2 separate regions of the Mus musculus genome follow, and region 1 is linked to region 2. A link is a loop called in an ENCODE intact Hi-C map of the cell type or tissue named here. Cell type or tissue: gastrocnemius. All regions are shown on one strand.

Region 1 (8,000 bases), 60 kb after region 2:
GTCAGTGAAGAGATAATAGCATGGTCCATCTTTTCAAAACTAAAGTCAATCCATTTAAATGAGTGAGCTTACCATGTCTTGCTTTCTAGCATTTTAAGGACTAACCCCCTTTAAAACTGAACTGTTGATAACAGGTGGTATCCTTTAGAAAGAGGACCATAATAATAATAATAATAATAATAATAATAATAATAATAAAATGAAAACCTCTGGTCTTATAAAACCATAAAGTCTGGGAATTGCTGTAGAAGATGTGTAGCAATGACGTTGCCAAAAGGGGGAGGGGATATGCAGATAGGCTACAGAGGATATGGGTAGGGCAGTTAAAGCGTGGAGGTCTTGGGAGAATTTGAGATGTTTATCCCAAAATAATAGGGAGTGATTTTCAGCAAGGGAATGAGCTATATTAAAGTCTCTGAAAGTTCATTCTGAAGTGCTGTGTGTGGACTCTGTAAGGAACTGGGAAAAAGAAAGGCTAGGAGAGCAAGTCGGGGAAGCGGCACTGTATTGTCTCAGTAGGAGGAAGAACACAGTCAGATGTACAGTGGAATTTGTGGGACTGAGCAGGAAACGGTGGATTTAAGAGAGAAACTCGGTGGCATTTGCTGAGTTGGCATGCTGGGTGAGAAAATAGGGGTGGGGGTATGTGTCGAGACTTATGCCAAGTCTTTTTCACTTGGAAACAGAATTGCCTGTGCTAGTACTGAACTGCAGAATGTAAGAGACAAGTGTTTTGTGAAGGAAGGATTTGAGGACGCGTTGAACTACAGATACCTTTATGTTTAGAAATGTATTACGTCAATGTCGAACAGGTCTGAAGCATAGGAGACAAAAAGTTGAACTTCAGCTGTAAACATCATGGTCCCCAGCAGACTGATCACAACCAAGGCTAGTGAATGGAATTTTCCAGAGAACACAGCGTATCAGAAAAGGACAGAGGACCTGTCTCTAGAGGCCTGCAGGAAGAGGAGCAGCCTAGAGAAGCAGAGGCAGGGAGGTTGAGGGGGAGGACGGAGAGGGAAAAGAGCAGCCTATCAGTATGGTAAAACCTGAGGACTAACAGGAAACTGAGTTAGTGCCGCAAGAATCAACAGGAAGGGGAGCGAAAGTTGTTTATAGAATTTAGCCGCAAGGAAGTTGTTAGGGACTGAGCCAAGGAGCGCTGGAGAGGCTGGCTTACAGGGTGAATCTGCATGCATAAATGAGCTCTTCTAGAGCAGGGGTTCTAATAATAGGTAGGGCAGCAGCTGGCATGTTTGTGGGGCAGGGGTGGTGGTGGTGAGAAACTGGTTATTTACCTTTTAAGCCTAGACTCTCAATATTGATATTCAGTTGATAGGGAGAATATGAAGACTCGTAACAACTGAGGACAATCAATAGAAATGAAAATACAGCATATTACTTATCTTAGCAGCCTAAAAGTCTTTAAGAGTGTACATGATCTTCCCATAGGGACACGACATAGCTACGAGATTCTCAGTGGTGTTAAAATACACTTAAGAATACAAAATAAGAATACAAAATGATTCCAGTGACTTCTCTAGGGGAATCACAGTTAAAAAAAAATGCTTTAAGAATCACATTTTAAAATATAATTTTAAAGTTATATTAACTTTAGCTACTGTCCGTAGAGGTCAAACTCTTTAAATAATAAGTATCTTCGCATCGCCGCCGGGAGAGGAAGCATCTGTATGGAGGCTGGCTGGCAGAGTCGCTGCAGTCCCATAACTCGGCGAATTTTTAATCGGCACAGATGCTTTAGGGAGCAAGGATTCTCTAAAATAAACGGGGAAACAAGCAGAAAGTTTAAAAGTCCTATTGGCTTCCCACGCTAGGTACAGATTGTCTCAGAGTAGCACCCTGTGTATCTCTGAAAATATGCACGTTAGCAGCTGATGACGCTGACCTCAATTCACATTTCAATTAAGTCCTCTAGCCCTTGCCTCCCCTCCGGAGCTGCGCTCCACAAGGACAGGGATTCCGTCTGCATCTGGGCCAGGAGCAAGTCTGGCTCCTGATAGGTGTCCAGTTTGTTAAATAAACAAATGGATTGGATGTTAAATAGCAAATGGCGCTACATTTCTCCTTTATTATTTTGTTTTAGAACTAAATATTATATAGATGTATTTCCTTATTTGCTCTCTTTTCTACTATTTTTTCTGATGAATAATTATCACTAATTATTAATAATTAAAACACCACTGGACAATTTCATAAATCATTCACAATTCAATCTGAGGCCTGTGTCCAGTGTCTGCAACACACTAGACACTAACAGTCACTTATCTGGTGATGGGAAGTATACTTTTCAACCTCTTACTCTTTATTAGGATTATAACACTGATGTTTTATGCCAACAAAAAGAACCCATGAAGGGGCAGCATAGAACAAGGACACAAGTAAACACTGGCTCTGGATTCAGTCAGCTGGGATTAACACCCTGCCTGTGTTACTTTGTGTGACCTTGCACAGGACCTTAACTCCTATAATTAGTATTCTTGTTTACGTAAGGTGGGTAACAATAGTGCCTACTTCATAGGATTGTCTGAAGGCTAAATAGTTCATATAAATTACTAGGAAAACCTTTGACACACTGGGCTATAACATTCAATAAATGTTGGGGGACAGGGGCAGCTCAGTAGCTAATATGTTTGCTCTTCAAGAGTTCATTAGGGAGGCAGAAACAGGAAGTTACTGGAAGCTCACTGGCCAGCTAGACTACCTAATCAGAACCTCCCCTCCAACTCCAAGGAATGACACCTGACGTTCACTTCTGGCCTACACACGTACATACACATTCACTTGACCTGCTACACTCATATGTACACAAACACAAACACAAATACAACAACAAGAAACATTAGAGACTGTTCACTTCAATGATGAAAGTGATCACCTTTTGCTACATTCGATTATAATATTTCAAACTACATTATTTTAATGTTAAAACAAAGTTATCCTTGGTGGCATGTACCTATAATCCCCACATTTGGAGGGCAAGGCAGGAAGGTCATAGGTTTGAGGTCAGCCTGGATACAGAGAGAATTTCAGACTAGCCTGGGCTGCAGAGCAAAACCCCATCTCAAAAAATAAGTTAGGCCATTTTCTACAAACATGAGGCAAAAAGATCATGATCAAAATACGTACCTTCCCACGTTCTATAAGATTGCAATTTTATTTTGTGCCTTAACAAACAAACCACCTTGCCTAGAGCTAGGAGAACCCTGACATCCAGTGGCTTACAAGGCTCACAGCAACCAGCTATCAAGCTGCTGCAGAAAAAAAACACTGAAATCACAGAAAAGCGTCCTAACTTCACTCTTGCCTGGGGTGTCTTTCAAAATCCACCACAACTAGAATTTCATTTACAGAGGTTCACGTAGATCATTACTTCTCAGTTCCTAGAAAAACTTGCGCTACTTATATAACAGCAGTTACTGCAGAGAAAGCCACTGTTATGGAGTAAGACACACAAGGCTCAACCCCTGGCTCTGGGGTTATGCCCAGAACTTTGGAGAATTAACTTATTTGTACTTTAGTGGTGTTTCAGACAAACCGTTTAAGGCTTTTGGTTTTGAAAATTTAAAACATGGGACTAACTAACTACATACACACATAGTTCCAATGCACTTGGCAGTATCAAGTAGACGACCATCTTCGCCTACATCACAGGTTATGAAATAGAGCTTCGTCAGCCACAGAAGATGGTTGCACAGCCTCCCAACCTTCATTCTTCCTTCTCCCATAAGCCACCATGGTTCTCACTTGTTCAGCAATCAGCCCTTTCGAAGTCTCATCATCTAAGTGATCTGTCCCTACATTAATTATAGGACCGACAAAAAATGTGAACTTGGCCCCCCAATGCTGGGATTACAGGCATATGCCTTTGTGTTAGTAGTCAAAGAAGGTTAATTTAAAATTTATAATCAAGTATAACAAAATGTGGTCACTTTTAACATTGAAGCGAATAGCCCCTAATGTTTCATTTTGCTGGGCTTGCGTGTGTGTGCCACATGAGTGCGGCAGTGAAGTGAGTGAGTGTGTGCATGTGCAGGTCAGCAGTCAACAACAGATGTCATGGTCTGGGGTTCTCCTTTGGCTAGAGGGTTAAAAAGTTACGGGATATTGTCTGAATATTATATGATCTTTAAGTTCTTCCTCTATTCATTTTTATCATGTCAATTAATTATTAAAGAGCCCACATTTCTATGTTTTCCCATGGTTGGAATGTATTGCCAGGATGTAGCTCCATTTCCTGTTGTCTCTTCTGTTCTGTGAAAGCTGGTAGCTGAATCCAGAGATTGATCCTACTTATGTCTGATCTCTGGCAAATTTCTCTTCTCTGGGACCTCCACCATATGATACTGGCAATAGCCAAGGTATAACAAACACACCCATTTGTTTATTCAGGGTATAAAATGATAGTTATATGAATTTGTATATATTATTTGCGACACTTCATAAAGAGTTTTTTCATTTTGTTTTGTTTTGTTTGTTTGTTTGTTTGTTTGTTTTTGTTTTTGCTCATCTATTTCTGGTTACTTGTGACATGTTTCACATAAACAAGGCAGAAAAATGGCTTACGTGTTTCTAACAAATTTCAAGATAAGTTGATTTTTTTTATAAACTCTTTGAAATGATCAGGTTTTAAGGCATCATATATTTAGACATTTTGGACACATTAGTGTTACTCATTGAAACAACTGAGTTTTTGAAACTTGAATGGTCCTGTTTGGCCCCTGAGAGTCTCTTTAGGATGGCTCTGGGACGCCTCTGACCCAGTTCTGATGGCCACTGAGTTTCGTGGCTGCCTGATCTGGGCAGAAGCTCCAGGTTCATTCTTACAAATTTCCTCCCTCAGATCTGGAACCATCACTTAGTATTTCTTTTTGTAGGAACTGACATTTCCATACCAAGTTTTCTGTGTGAGAAGGATGTTCAGAGCTGGTATTGTCATTGCTAATTGTAAGCTTCTTTGAGAATAGAAAAACACACTCATATTAACATTCACACCAACACACACACAGAGACACACAGACACACAGACACACAGACACACACACACACACACACACACTAAGCAAATAAAATTTAAAGTAAAGGAAATATCTGTTTTTACCTATTATTTGGCGTATTTCTGGCCATTCTCTCTGTACTTCTAGCACAGACTTCAGTTTTGCACACAGAGGGACGTAATCCATGTAATCTATCAGTATGCGGACAATGCCGCCCACCAGGTGCTTCATCCACGGAACTGTAATAAACTCACAGAACTGAGAAAAATGATAACAGTTAATTCAGTGGTATTTTAATGTATCATATGCATGACCAGTACTATATGAAAAGTTACTCCTTGTCCTTTTACAAGAAAGAAACTATTCATGATTATGATTAAAAAATGAAAAAGCAATGCCATTTGAACTATTGTTACTTTGAACTAATAGTACTAGATGCACTTTCATGCTTCTGTTGGGATCACAGTGAACATGACCTTGATGATTTTTTTCTCTCTATTCCTAATACTCCACCAAGTGGGCACAGGTGAATGATTGCATTTTAAAATTATTTGACACTGTGTTTCTAACTCAAGAAAAGAAGTAGCCTTGATTCCTGGGCCTCTTTATGCTTAGTTGTCTACAGTAATAAGAAGACAGAGAAGCATATAAATCAACATTTACTTTCTTTGCTCTAACATCCTTAAATGTAATGACATTTTATGGGTCTCACTAGAGACAGCTACATCTGGGTCCTTTCAGCAAAATCTTGCTAATGTATAAGCAACATACTCTTGATCAAATTTGGCAGTCAATGAATAAATCAAAAGGGTTAAGAATATCAAAATGTCAAGATTCCTGAGAAAAATTAGTTGAGGTACTGATCTGAAAGAAGAAGGAAAGGAACTCACCGGATTATCTTTTATTATGCATGATGTCCACCCTGGCAGTCCCTCCTCCTCAGTCTCTGACCACACAAATGAATTCCCAAAGATGTTTCCGTGCATGCAGTCAAAACATAGCTCCACTTGGTAACCATTATTCAGCAGGAGCCTCAGCATAATCTCATCATTTAGGGCATACTGAATGGCACTGGGGAAGCGAGTGTCATTCACATGCATAAAATAACAATTGACGTTAGCCCCATAGGAGAGAAGCAGCCGGACGATTTCATGTCGATTGGCCCTCACCGCCACAAGGAGACAGTTGAGGGGATCCAAGTTGGGGTCTGCACCTGCAGCCAGAAGGACTTCTGTGCAGTGGATATCATTATTGGAGACGGCGAAGTATAGCGCAGTCTTTCTCTCATCATCGTAACTCTGGGAAATGTGGTCGGCAAGCAGGGCATTAACATCAAAACCATTCTCAATGAGCAATTCAAGGCACTGGGCGTTTTGTCCCTCTGCTGCTGAGTGAATTGGAGTGAGGCCGCTTTTCTGAATTGCATGTTTGGATGTTACTGGGATAAGGTATTTCAGAGCACTAGAGGAAAAATGAAACCTTTTTAAATACCCCCATTGCATAAAGAACATCAAATAGCTAAATAAAACTTTCTCATTGGACAAGTGAATTCACTTTGTTCAGTTTTCCATATTTCCTCTACATGACTTTGTGAGACTTATTTAGCCTTTGTGAGCCAAGAGACTCCTGTTTAATTTACTGTGATTTAGTTGAGTTCTGATTTAGTTTCCCATGCTAAAAATTCCCAAGGAACACCCTGGATCTTCCATGTTTGTAAATCAATGGATGTGATGGCAAAATTGCCAAAGAGAGTCATCGCCTGTGATGGCGTAGAAGCACACTGCATATTCCTAACCATTAGAAACCATGCAATCTTGGCAAATGACCTGCACAGTATAAGCAGAACCCTTTCATTTAAAGATGAACAACATAAAGGCTGAAGGAGGAACAGGACTTGTCCAAGGTCCTATGTTCCATGTGAAAGGAAGGGATGGCATTTTAATCTTTTGATTCTTATTAATTCTTTTTATTTCATTGATTCTTAAGCCATCTACTAAAATTGCCCATGCACGTTATGTCTCCTGCATAGCTCACGATGAATACTTAGTGAAAAGCAGAATCTTCAGTATTCTATCAAACTTGAATCCATCCAGATGAAATAATTGTTCCTAGCTCATGTTTCTAAATACATGTGATGAATGCTTGTGAATTTCACACTTCACTAACCATGTAGACACTCAGGAGAGCCACAACCAATGATAACTTGATCTCCTGTGCCTAATTCAGAGCTATCATGTGTGAATTTATGAACACTGGGAGTAAATCCAGGTAAACTTTAACAACATGTCACTTCACATCAATTATGCGTCACTGGTCCCTTAACTATGCCAGTGTGGCTACCAGAAATAAGAAAGCCAAGCTGACTCAAAGTTTTTGAACTTGTGTCATAATTTTAATTTCTTAAAACCACTTCCTCTTAGTGGGTAGTATAATGTTGTGATTCTAGGCTTCTATGGCTGTGTTGCTTATAACATTTTGCTGTTGAAAAATTCCACTCAATCTAAGTTACAACGAATCGTTTCTATTTACCAATATATTCACCATTATAGTATTGTATACATCCTGCAATGCTAGGAAGTAACTGAAGTACAACACAGTAGCATTACAAATTCTAACATTCAGTCAATGGCAAAATGTTCAGAGACTTTGTAGTCATTTGTTGGACTTTTTTTTTTTTTGTTTAATACAGAAATGCCAGTTGGTGAAGAAGAAATCTATTACAACTTTATTCCTCTACATGAATACTTTTTATATAAAGAATATTATAAATGCATTCTTGGAAAATCAAGAGTATATAATGTAAGGGGGAAAGCTATGAAATCATTTCCAAGCATTGAAATAAAAAAATATGTGTGGCTATTTCCCTTTGAGATTTGGGGAATATCATATAACAAGAGATTGTACTGTACACACGCCTTAGTGTTTTTATAACTTAAAGCGATCACCTTAATATCTTACTTACAGATAATGTCCCTCATAGGCAGC
Region 2 (8,000 bases):
TGCTATGCTCTGAATACTAGATCCTCACTGGGACTCCTCCCGCTCTTCCTCTCTCAGTCTCTCATTTTCTCCCTCTCCCTCTCCCCCTCCCCCATCCCCTCCCCTGATGCCCACAGTGTGTGTGTGCTCAAGTAGGTCTGGTGTGTAGAGGCATGAAAGTGGTGTCATGTGATCTTGTGTTTCATCCTTGATTGCTGTTCTATATTGAGTCAGGGTCTCTGGTTGAAGCTAGAGGCAGCCAATTGTGGCTCATGCAGCTAGCCTGCTTATTCTGGGCTTCCCTGCCTGCCACCTGCAAAGCCCTCCATGAGTTCTGGAATCCTAACTCTGGGCCTCACACTTGCCAGGCAAGCACCATTGTCCACTGTGGCATCTCTCTGAGTCTTGAGAGTTGTTTCTAGTGACAATTTGTGATGGTTATCTAGTGGATTTTTGTGAGATCCATTAGAATAAGTGACATTTTTGAAGTGAAAAGGAATTGAAAACAGTTGTTTAAAGTAATTTATTTGAAACAGTTAAGTTTACGATAACTTTTATGTAGTGTAGGAATTCCCCCCTGCATATAGTGGCTGTCTATACTTTTAGGTAAAGTGTTTCAGTTGCACAGAGAACATGGCCTTAAGAATACAGCCGAGATGGTCACTGTTGGCTGGCTCTTCATACTCTGTCAAACCCTGTCTCCTCCTTTTTTATTCAATTTTTTTTTACCTTAGCCACATGACTAGCTAGTAACAGATTGACCTGATATCTTCCCGTCACTATAGACCATCTGTAACCTTTTCTCTCTCCAAGGCTGTCTCTTTAGTGTTACTGGGTCCATGTTTTTGTAGTTCTGAAATTCAGTTATAGATTTAATTTTCCTGAGTTCTATGTCGTTTTCAGTAGGGATGTGAACACTGCGCTCCTCATTGTAGGGTGAGTGCTCCTATGCTGCTAAGACATCCCACATTCTACATATTAATTAACACTGTCTGTTAACATTGCTAGCAGGTGTCTCACAGGAGCCTCAGATTCTTTTTCAGCCAAACTTTGCTGATTTTTTTCACTTAAATGACTTCCAACCGAGGATATATGTCTTCAGAAATTGCTCTAAAAACTTTTATTTATCTCAGTGGATTTTATATTTAAGGGATAACTTTGCATGCAGAGATTAATGTCACTATGAAAACTATAGATTGATAGTGTAGAAATTGCTTCCTTTAAATGATCATAGTGTTGCTACATCTGATTACAAGATGGAATGTTACATCTATGTATTCCATTGGTAGGATTTTTAATTTAACCACCAATTTTAAGCGTTACAATGTGGTTTGTTATTTATAAGCTGATAGTTTTAATGCACTAGTCACTAATATTTCTCTTATAATTTCAGAAAAGTCTATATTAGAAAAATATGTGAAAATTATATTTGTTTAAAATTCTTTAAACCAGCCAATCATGGCTGTGCATGCCTATAATCTAAGCACTTGGGAGGCAGATGTAGGAGAGTTCTATGACTTTGTTGGTCAGCCTGACCAACGTAGACATTTCTCGGTCAGACAGTGCTAACTAACCCTGAAAACCGGCCTCCAACAAACAAAAAATTGTTGAAGTTTGCTTTGGGAGAAGTGTCATTGTCTCTTGCATTATTCAGTGATTTCATTTTAGACCTGTGTGTGTGTGTGCGTGTGTGTGTGTGTGTGTGTGTGTGTGTGTGTGTGTGTACCCCTCAAATGCCCCTTAATTTTACCTGTCTCTCCCCATATTCCCTCCCACTACCCTTCCCATCCCCACTGGATCCTCCCAGAAAACCCTACCCATCCATTCATAAATATTTATTCTATTTTCCTTTTCTAATAAGATCTCTCTGTTCACGTGTTAGTCCCTTACTCAGGAGCTACCCTCTGGTTCTTTGTATAAACCGTGGCTTGGTTGTCATTAACAGCTACTCTCACAGAGCATTAGTTTCTTAGGCTGCTGTCTATCTCTGCACACAGTACTTTGAGTGTAGATTCTATCATGTCACTGTCCTCCCACCTCAGGACTACTCCAGGTCACAGCCTTCCATGTGACAAATCCCTGATAAACTTGTTAACCAGCTCCTTTCCCTGTGTCCTCGACTCCGGTCTTTATGGCATCCCTCATACATACTGAATAAGTTTTTTTCTTTTATTTGGATGTCTTCATACTTATCTTTTTCAGAAAGATCCCTTAATCATCTACACATTACCTCAAGAGTAAGAGTTTAAATGAAGTATATTATAAAGATTTTACTTTTGTTAGATATATATGTCTGCTTTTAATGCTGGTTTTATTTTTAATTCTAACAGAAAAAAGACGAGATGCTCCAAATGGTAAGTTTTTGATGATTATTCACAAATTTTTTTAAATTACAATTTAATTCTTATAGAAATATGTTTATGTATTAATACTTAATGGTTATGATAAAAAATAGACTAATTTGTTCTTATTTTCAATTGTGGAATGATAGGCAAAACTTAGAAATGTACTGTTCTTAATTTGTTTCCTAACATGAAGCAAAGGTGTAGTGTGAAGGTGGGTATTATTATTCTCTATGTACTCTCAAGTTTGTTGTTTAGAATCGGCATGTGCTTGAGTCTTTCTGAAAGGTATTCTGTTTTATTTGGTGTATATGTTCATTTCTTTTCAAGATTTTAAAACACTTTCTTTGTAACATAATTTTAATATTTGTCATGTGTTACATGACACACTTTTTAAAATGAGAATTTAAGCATGAAAATGTGTTTAGTGCTAACTGTACTTGCATACAACCCCTCTTGAGTTTGGTAATGAACTCTTTAATGTGATGAATAAATTCTGCTTTCCTCCTACTCCATGTGTTTTTTTCTGGAGAGAGGACCCATCGCTTTTATCACATTTGAATGTGAGCCTTGTAAATTCCGATTGCTTCAAGAACCTTAATCATAAGAGGGCATGTAGTTGCTGATTTTTAAATGCATCCCAAATCTTCCCTCAGAACTTAAAAAGATTATTCAGGGAAATTTGTATAATACAAAGTTTTTAATGTAGAATGACTGTTGGTAATTATTGAGGTCTGTGCTCTTTACACAAAAATGGATTGCTTTTCAATTTTGAGCTTAAGTCTATTTTCCAGATACAAAAGATGAACCACAGACAGATGTATTATTATTTAGCCTTTTAATTTTTTAATGAGTAATTGCCTTCAATATTGTTTATTCTGTACCAAAGTTTGATATATTTGTCTTTTGCGTGAAAATATTACTAATAATAACTTACAGGGCTATTGGGGGATATAAAAGATAATCAAAATGCTTAGCATAATGATCAATAAACGTTAAATTATTGTCATTTACCACCTGCCAGGCATTGTTCAATAATCTTTTGAAGTAGCTCCTGTTTTACTCCTGGGTAATAGATGAAAAAAATAGGCATATATAAATAAATTGTTTCACTATTAAGATTGGGGGAAAGTTCTTCCCCAAGTGGCCTGACTCATGAGTAGGCCATAGTCACTGTTATGTTAGATGACTAAAGGAGAGCCCAGCTTAGAAGAGAATGAGTAACACATCTCAAGATAGGAATCTGGTATGTGGCAGAGGCGAAAGAAACAGCTGAGCCCTGAACTGTTCATCTATGAGCCTTTAATGCAGTTTAGAAGTTTCTCTTAGTAGATGTCAGTATTGTAATGTTGGGATGTTCCTGTGTTGTGTTTGGTATGCACATATTGAGTACTAGTTGTAAAGGCCTTGGGGGGGGGGCATCTAATTTTGAAAAAATAACTTGAAATATTAATAGATGCGTGAATCATATAATTAAAAAATTTGGAAACATATTTCAATATGCCCAACATTTATTTGTAAATAGGCACCTAGTTGCTGTGATACAGTTTGAATATTCCTACTGAGTTACTCACAATTTTCACGTCTTTCTTAGATTGTTCTTGGGTAGGTGAGTTGGTGGTTGTTTTTGAGACTGTCTGTTTACACAGCCCTGACTTTTCTAGAATTTACTTGTAGATCAGGTTGGCCATGAACTCACAGTGAACCACTTGCCTCTGCCTCTGCCTCCTGAGTGTTGCCATTAAAGGCTGCTTAAGTTTTTAGTTTTATAGTTTTAGCCTTTGGTGTAGTAGTACTAACTTATTTTTATTAAATAAATGAGGAAGGTTTTTTGTTTCTATTTTTTCATAGTACTGTTAAAGGGCAAAATCATGCTGCTAGTATTGCCAATATATTCGTCCTTTTCAACTTATAAAGATATATAGTATACCAACATATCACATATATAGTAGTGAGTGATGAGGTGCATTGTGGGAGTTTTCTTTTTGGCTTTTTTAGTCCAGCAAGTTTTGCTCTCTCCATTGTAGAGAGCAATAGCTTTGATATTTTAGCTTTACTGCGTTTTGAAGTGTCACCACTAGGTGGCAGTGGATACCTTACCAATGGTTTGCTCTGTTAGCTTATCAAATCTTTTTAAAAAAACACTTTATGGGCTGGGGAGATAGCTCAGTGGGTAAGAGCATAAACTGCTCTTCCGAAGGTCCCAAGTTCAAATCCCAGCAACCACCCATAATGAGATCTGATGCCCTCTTTTGGAGCGAGCGGAGCCAATCGGAGCAAGTCCTAAATTCAATTCCTAACAACCACATGAAGGCTTACAGCCATCTGTACAGCTACAGTGTACTCATATACATAAAATAAATAAATAAATCTCTAAAAAAAGATTCAAACCAATGCAAAAGTCTCAGCTTTGATTCCTATCACTAGTAGTGATATTTTGAAACATTTTGAAAATTGTCATTAATGTAATGAACTCAAAGGAAACTTGGCCTGAGAGAAGAACTTGTCAGAGAATTGTATATTAAAGAATGTGTTGACAAAGTTCAGGAGATGATAAGAATTTTTAAGTTGAATGTGTTGTAGAATGCATCATTCAGTTTCACTCCTAGAGATATTACTAACATTCTCTAAAGTCCTTAGGTGCTCTTACCATTCGATCTTTGCAGTTCTCAGTGTTAGAATTTCTTGCACTTTAAATATTTTTATATAATTAAAGGCTTTGTGCCTTCAGATAGCCAACTTTCATATATACTCTTGGGAAAAGATTAGAGGACTTAAGTCTGGCAATTTGGGGGGGAGTGTTAGCAAAAAAATTTTATAGCTTTTTAAATAAATTATAGGTAAATAGGTTGAAATATAGCTTTTCTGCTATATATATCATTTTATCAGAATTACAATAAAAAACAACAAAGGATCACTTTAGTTAAGTTTTATATATAGATCAGTGTACTTTATAAGATTTAATATTAAGTTGTAAGTAAGCAGCCATAGGTTAAGTAAGTTATAAGTTATGATTCCATAAAATTATTTTCATAAATTATATGCCTCTCATACCATTTTGACTCTCTTTGTAGGTCCCAATCTACCCATGGCTACAGTTGACATAAAAAATCCAGAAATCACAACAAATAGATTTTATGGTTCACAAGTCAACAACATCTCCCACACCAAAGAAAAGAAGAAAGGAAAAGCTAAAAAGAAGAGATTAACCAAGGCAGATATTGGAACACCAAGTAATTTCCAGTAAGACTCATCTTTTGTGTTCTCATCATTTAAAAAAAAAAAGTAAAAAAACTGATCTTGCTATACTGCCTAGGCTGGCCTTGTGTTTGGGATCCTCGGCCTCAGCTTTCAGAGCAGTATGTGGGATTACAGGTGTGCACTACTGCACCCAGCTTGATCTTCATTCTTTTTGTGTACTCTGGACTGCTCTGAATTTTTAGCTTCTTATACAATTTTGGTTTAAGAGGTTCTTGTTGTTTGGAGCTAAGATGAAAGGATGGGCTATCCGGAGACTACCCCACGTGGGGATCCATCCCATAATCAGCCACCAAACCCAGACACTATTGCATATGCCAGAAAGATTTTGCTGAAGGGACTCTGTTATAGCTGTCTCGTATGAGGCTATGCCAGTACCTGGCAAATACAGAAGTGGATGCTCACAGTCATCTATAAGATGGAACACAGGGCCCCCAATGGAGGAGCTAGAGAAAGCACCCAAGGAGCTAAAGGGGTCTGCAACCCTGTAGGTGGAACAACAATATGAACTAATCAGTAACCCCAGAGCTTGTGTCTCTAGCTGCATATGTAGCAGAAGATGGCCTAGTAGGCCATCACTGGGAAGAGAGAACCCTTGGTATTGCAAACTTTATATGCCCCAGTACAGGGGAATAACAGGGCCAAGAAGTGGGAGTGGGTGGGTAGGGGAGCAGGGTAGTAGAGGGAGAGTATAGGCAACTTTCAGGATAGCATTTGAAATGTATATAAAGAAAATATCTAATAAAAAAACGAGGTTCTTTGTTTTCTGTTGTTGTGGTAGAAGAGTCAACATAAAAACAACTTACAGGAGTAAGTTTATTTTGGTTTCTTTTCTAGAGAGGAGGTCAGCCATCGTGATGGAGAAGCTTGGCTATAGGAGTATGAGAGCCGCCTGGCATTGGGATGCAGAGAGAACAGGAAGTGGGGGTGGGCTATAAAACAGTCTGTCACCAGAGATACATGCTCCTAGCAAGGCTCTACCTCATAAAGGTTCTGCCACCTTCCCAATGACACCACCAGCTAGGAACAGAGTGTTCCAATACATGAACCTATGGGGAACATATATCCAAAATATGGGAACCATGTATATGTTCATCTGTTTTGGGAATTTGGTGGGGTTTTTGTGTTATTGTTGTTGTTTCTATTTTGCACAGAGAGAATGAATGGATTAGGAAAAAGTAAGAACTCCAAAGGAGCTGGCTTCCAGGGAAGAACACCCATGTGTAGTCCTTTCTAATGGTTGGAGACATCTTGAGACAGTTGTATCTTCTGGGTCACCCAAGCTGGCCTAGAATTCCAAGTCTGTAGGCATATGTATACAACAAGCCAGTCTTGTGTCATAAATCTGACAGTTTACTTTTCTATCTGAAAAAATTAGATGTAATTATTTTTTTATTTAATTCTTGAAAATAAAGGGATTTTTTTTCCACTTTGATGTATAATCAGCAGGAGGATACCTGTAAGACTTGTCTAGAAGCAAAAGAAATTGAGCTGTATGCAGCACATCTCAAGTATCTTTATGCATTATTTCACAAGCCCTTGTCTGCATTTGTTTTCTAATTTTATCTGTTTTCCATGTTAGGCACATTGGGCATGTTGGATGGGATCCAAATACAGGTTTTGATGTAAGTATCTTTTTAAGCTATATTTCCTATTGCTCAAAATATATAGGAATGCTATGGCTTATCTTGGACTTTTTTATTTACAGTTTTTAAAATATTGCTTATTAGAATTTGAATGTGCTATATGCTGCTGAGGTTTGAATTCATAGTATTGTTCTGTCATAGTTGCTAAGTCCTTTAAGGGAAAATTTTTGTATTCCTTCATTTTCTGCTTTGAATGCATAGAGAAAAAAGTGATTTTTCTTTTTTTTTTTTTAAGTAATGATCTCAGAAGAATATCAAATTTTGGAAAAATAAGTACAAATTCTTAGTATCTAGTTATAAAATAACCCAGTTTGTTTCTAAACTGAGATTAAACTTTGAGGTACTACCAAGGACCTCTGGGCACAGCAAAGAGGTGGAATAGATGAACACAAGAACTGGTATTGAGTGGGTTAATAAAAATATGAATAGAATGCCCTCTTTGACAGCGTGGAAGAGAGATGAAATACAATAGAAAATCTCTCATGTTTATCTTTCATAATAGAAAATTTAGTGTTAGCATTTAAATCACATAACCATTTTAAAAGTCTGAGTTTAATTTCAGAAGGACACAGGTAAATTATAAGTTTTGCCATGATTGTTTTGAACACAATTGCCTACTTAGAAGTTGTTTTATCTGTTGTAGCTAAATAATTTGGATCCAGAATTAAAGAATCTTTTTGATATGTGTGGGATCTCTGAGGCCCAGCTTAAAGACAGAGAAACATCAAAAGTTATTTATGACTTTATTGAAAAAACAGGAGGTGTAGAAGCTGTT

Evidence for each region. A loop is a pair of places that touch in the nucleus more often than their neighbours do. Peaks named below come from ENCODE experiments on the same cell type or tissue, not always from the same donor. Only the 100,000 strongest peaks of a DNase experiment are listed, where the experiment ranks them.
Region 1: it touches region 2 in a loop (2.6-fold over the local background); 8 of 42 quality-filtered maps call a loop at or near these places.

The regions. Positions count from the first base shown.
Region 1 is chr6:24,564,395-24,572,394 of GRCm38, reverse strand. Asb15 (ankyrin repeat and SOCS box-containing 15) reads right to left here. Exons shown (of 10, transcript NM_080847.3): 7 at 7,978-8,000; 8 at 5,906-6,476; 9 at 5,120-5,273; 10 at 1-1,776. The coding sequence ends at 1,619. Among named protein-coding and RNA genes, the nearest start is that of Lmod2, 29 kb to the left of the region's middle. In gastrocnemius, a CTCF peak has its summit at 3,239; a DNase peak (open chromatin) is centred at 7,308; H3K4me3 peaks cover 1,745 bases; H3K27ac peaks cover 3,259 bases.
Region 2 is chr6:24,624,258-24,632,257 of GRCm38, reverse strand. It overlaps Wasl (WASP like actin nucleation promoting factor), which reads left to right. Exons shown (of 11, transcript NM_028459.2): 5 at 2,310-2,333; 6 at 5,396-5,564; 7 at 7,162-7,204; 8 at 7,869-8,000. Among named protein-coding and RNA genes, the nearest start is that of Lmod2, 30 kb to the right of the region's middle. In gastrocnemius, a CTCF peak has its summit at 4,401 (motif pointing right); a DNase peak (open chromatin) is centred at 4,408; H3K27ac peaks cover 899 bases.